Linked DNA regions of Homo sapiens: region 1 is linked to region 2. Evidence: read pairs that join two places in POLR2A ChIA-PET (ENCODE). Cell type or tissue: Panc1. All regions are shown on one strand.

Region 1 (2,500 bases), 140 kb before region 2:
TGATCAAATGCTTTTTTTCTTCCTGTCTTCTGGAGGGTGGCTCACCTTGATTGCTTTCTCACTTTGTGCATTTTAGATTGAATCACTCCATCTCACTCTTGCACTCATTTTATATGAAATATAACCTAATTGGCCAGGCGCGGTGGCTCATGCTTGTAATCTCAGCACTTTGGGAGGCTAAGGCGGGTGGATCACCTGAGGTCAGGAGTTCGAGACCAGTCTGGTCAACGTGGTGAAACCCCGTCTCTACCAAAAATACAAAAATTAGCTGGACGTGGTGGTGCATGCCTGTAATCCCAGCTACTCGGGAGGCTGAGGCAGGAGAATTGCTTGAACACGGGAGGCAGAGGTTGCGGTGAGCTGAGATCGCACCATTGCATCCCACCTTGGGCGACAAGAGCGAAACTCCGTCTCAAAAAAAAAACCTAATTAAGAAGTATCATTGGATGTTCTCTATGTGAGGTAGTGTGTGCAGGAAATGTAAGATCTAGGAGATGGTCTGTAAGGGCTTTTGATTGAGTTGGTTAGATGATATACAAACTCAGCCAAAATTAAATAAGGTAAGTTGATGGTGTAAAATATGGTATAGGGTCATACCTTGCTATTGTATTGGTGGGAAAGATAAAACTATATATAATATAAAATTGTATCAGAATTTAGTATAAAATTCTAGATTTGCTGTACACTTGGAAAGGAGAAGCATAAAGGAGAAAAAGAGGGAGATGCAAAATGTTAGCTAAGGCAACTGAAAAACTTTTTCTGACTTTTACATCTTTTTAACAAAGATGTCATTATTTTATTTTTTTGAGACAGGGTCGCACTCTGTCACCCAGTCTGGAGTGTGGTGGTTCGGTCACGGCTCACTGCAGCCTTGACTTCTCAGGCTCAAGCAGTCCTCCCACCTAAGCCTCCTAAGTGGCTGGGACTACAGGTGTGCCACCATGTCTGGGTAATTTTTTATTTATTTTTTGTAGCCATGAGGCACTATAGCCTAGGCACTGTGTTGCCCAGGCTGATTCAAACTCCTGGGCTCTAGCGATCTTCCTGCCTCAACCTCCCAAAGTGCTAGGATTATAGGTGTGAGCCACTGCATCCGACAGTTATTTTAATGTTAAGCCTGGGAGGCCAAGGGAAGTGTTCCTTTGGCCTTGGGAGCTGACTCAGACTTTCCTCTATACTCCCTCCGCATCTCAGTTCCTTCCACTATTTACAGGATCTCCTGTGGCTCTCTTTGGCAATTAGTTGCAAGAGGTCTTATATATATTGAAATGAGATGGAATGTAAATACAGTATTTAAAAATATTTGTGGAAGAAATAATTGAAGTTCTGTAGTGACAGGGCCACACTAGGGAGCAGAGAATGCATAGAGGGATTTTGAACCTTTGTACCTTACTTTAGGAACAGTGTTATTGATGGCAGGTGGGCAGCTGAGAGAGTTAGAGGAGATTTTGTTGGCTTTTAAATATATCTCTAGACTTCTGAAGGCAGCAGTTCTTCTATTCTCATGTATGGTTTGGCTGGTAAATTTTAAGGTATGACCGCTTCTATTGTGTGAATGTCTGAAAGAACTGTAGAATCCAAGACTGACCACTGAGGAATATGTGTTGATCAAAACCATTTGAGCTGTAAGCCCAGGGATTTTGAAGGGTGGATGTCTGGGTGTGTTAAGACCAGGTAGAGGAGAATGCTTATTAGTTTCCTAAGTCTCATATTATCAGAGCCCATTAAATCAATATTAGTTTGTATCAAATGCCAGTAAATCCCTATTCTTCCCTTACCTATCAAACTCTGAGAAGTTCTTTCTTAGGAAAGGTACCTGCTCTTCATTTTACCACAGTATCTGGACTTGTGGTGTCAGTCACCATTTTCTTCAGGACCTCAGGATTGATGTGTGGAGATCTACATCTTTTTGGCTGATAGGAAAGGGGATTAGACATCCTAAGGCTGGTTGCCCTCTAGCTGTGCAAATAAACACTCTTCTGACATTTCTTCCTTAATCAACAAAGCATTTATAATATTATCGTGTAAGGAACCATAGAGCAACCTCTCTTTCCTTGGGGCTATTTCTCTGCTAGATCTCAGCAGCCTCATATTTCCTGGTGACTTTTTTTTCTCTTTTTAAGAGCTTTATTCAAGTCAAAGGTGTCTTGCCTTTACAGTTGCCTTTACAGCTTTTTTTTTTCTTTTTTTTTTTTTTGAGACAGAGTCTTGCTCTTGCTCTGTTGCCTAGGCTGGAGTGTAGTGGCACAATCTCAGCTCACTGCAACCTCCACCTACCAGGCTCAGGTGATTCTCATGCCTCAGCCTCCTGAGTAGCTGGGATTACAGGCACTTGCCACCATGCCTGGCTGATTTTAATAGAGATGGGGTTTCGCCATGTTGGCCAGGCTGGTCTTGAACTCCTGGCTTCAAGTGACCCAACCACCTTGGCCTCTCAAAGTGCTGGGATTACAGATATAAGCCACCGTGCCCAGCCTTACAGATATTTTTTTTAAGATAA
Region 2 (2,500 bases):
CCAGCTAATTTTTTTGGGGCGGGGCTATAGGCAGGGTCTTAATATGTTGACCAGGCTGGTCTCAAACTCCAGGCCTCAAGCAATCCTCCTGACTCAGCTTCCCAGAGTGCTGGGATTATAGGCATGAGCCACTGCTTCCAGCCTATATCCTCTAGTCTTAAATGAGAGTTTATAGTTATCACATTATGTTAGGTAAAGCAAATGTGGTCGTATTATTATTATTATTATTATTAGAGACAGAGTTTTGCTTTCGTTGCCCAGGCTGGAGTGCAGTGGCACAGTCTCGGCTCACTGCAACCTCCGCCTCCCAGATTCAAGCAGTTCTCCAGCTTCAGCCTCCTAGGTAGCTGGGATTACAGTCATGCACCACCATGCCTGGCTAATTTTTTGTATTTTTAACAGAGAAGGGGTTTCACCACATTGGTCAGGCTGGTCTCGAACACCTGACCTCAGGTGATCCACCTGCCTTGGCCTCCCAAAGTGCTGAGATTACAGGCGTGAGCCACCGTGCCTGGCCTAGTCATATAAATCAGAGACCATGGGAATATTAATAATTTTTAAAGTACTTGTATTGAAAGTAAAATCTGTTTTGGTTCCTTTAAACTTTTAACAAATTATAGGAGCAGTTAATGCTAATTTAAATGTGTATGAACGATTGGAAATTTATCTCTAAATTAGTAAGCGAAAACCAGCCACCACCCCATTCCACCGCCTGGAGGTACTAGTTTTGTCTTAATGGCTACACACACACACACACACACACACACACACACACACACACACACACGTGTGTATATATATGTATATGTATGGCATATAATGGTATGTGTATATATAATGTGTGGACATATGGCATATATTGGTGTGTATGTCAACCAATACATTACGTATATGTGTATACATATACATACATGTCTAACTTATATGTGACTTAATAAAAGCTTAACTAATTACACAATAAATTTTTTAGTTTTTTCATTTTATTTGGAGCACTGCTTTTCAAAGTCTAATTACATACATAATTTATTGATTGATGTACACATAGATTCATACATGCATGCATACCCCTATATAATTTCATTTACAAATATAGAACTATAACACATTATTAAACAACATAATATTTTTCTTTCTTTCTTTTTTTTTTTTTTTTAGACAGAGGCTCACTTTGTTGCCCAGGCTGGAGTGCAGTGGTACGATCTCGGGTCACTGCAACCTCAGCCTCCCAGGTTTAGATGATTCTGCCACCTGAGCCTCCTGAGTAGCTGGGATTACAGGCACCCACCACCACGCCCGGCTAATTTTTGTATTTTTAGTAGAGATGGAGTTTCGTCATGTTGGCCAGGCTGGTCTCAAACTCCTGACCTTAGGTGATCCGCTCGCCTTGGCCTTCCAAAGTGCTGGGATTACAGGCATGAGCCACTGTGCCTGGCAATTTTTTTCATTTAATAATGCATCAGTCGTATCTTTTCACCTTGTATGTATAGTCTAGAAGAATTTAAATCTTTCTCTGGAAATTGACTAGGCCTTCAATAACATTTGGGGATCACTTTCATGCTTAAATTATGTCAGTTGTTTTAGGATTTGAATTACAGTCTTTCATCTTAAATACAACAGCATCTGGGAATTTCCTCTATAATTAAGTCACCAAATATTGAACTGGGTTAACTCTTGAAGTTTAAGTTAGTCAGTCATAGTTCATTATTACAGCCTTTTATGATGTATAAGACATATCATCATTTTCCAGTCTTCATATCAAGAAGAATCTTAGGAGATTTAATAGTGATTTAAGATACTAGCTTATAAGTGTATATGTGGCCCATCCTGCTGTACTGCTATGTATGAAATGACAGAAGTGTACAGGGAGGAAGAAGGATTAATAATTATTTGATTTGATTAGAAGAGGAAATTTAGCATAAGGTTTTATTGCAGAAACATTCTTTTTTTTTTTTTTTTTTTAAAAAGAAAGGTGTCACTATGTTGCCCAGGCTAGACTTGAACTCCTGGCCCAAATGATCCTCCCTAGTAGCTGGGACTACAGGCACATGCTGCTGTACCCAGTCTTTTGTTATTTCTTAATTACCATTTTAATACCTATACAGGAGACTGTTAGAATATATAGTCCTCTCATATCTGTGGGAGATTGGTACCAGGATACACCCTCTCACACCCCTGCAGATACCAAAATTGGCAGATGCTCAAGTTTCTTATATAAAATGGTGTAGTATTTGCATATAACCTATGTTCATCCTCTTGTAGACTTTAAATTATCTCTAAATTATAATTTCCAAAACAATGTAAATGCTATGTAAATAATTATTATAACTATTGTCTTTAAAATTTGTATTATATTTTTGTTATTATACAGTATTGGGTTTTTTTTATTGCTTTTCACAAATATTTTGTTTGCAGTTGGTTGAATTCACAAATGTGTAACCCAAGGATAAGGAGGGCTGACTGTATATTATAATCCCTTAAGGTATGGCAAAGCACATCTGAA

What was found. Peaks named below come from ENCODE experiments on the same cell type or tissue, not always from the same donor. Only the 100,000 strongest peaks of a DNase experiment are listed, where the experiment ranks them.
Region 1: POLR2A ChIA-PET joins it to region 2 with 8 read pairs; 3 of 35 experiments call an interaction of 5 or more read pairs at or near these places.

What each region holds. Positions count from the first base shown.
Region 1 is chr22:35,996,308-35,998,807 of GRCh38, reverse strand. All of the region lies in intron 1 of RBFOX2 (RNA binding fox-1 homolog 2), which reads left to right. Among named protein-coding and RNA genes, the nearest start is that of RBFOX2, 31 kb to the left of the region's middle. In Panc1, no CTCF peak of the experiment used is centred here; a DNase peak (open chromatin) is centred at 1,190.
Region 2 is chr22:35,851,946-35,854,445 of GRCh38, reverse strand. All of the region lies in intron 2 of RBFOX2 (RNA binding fox-1 homolog 2), which reads left to right. Among named protein-coding and RNA genes, the nearest start is that of APOL5, 140 kb to the right of the region's middle. In Panc1, no CTCF peak of the experiment used is centred here; no DNase peak of the experiment used is centred here.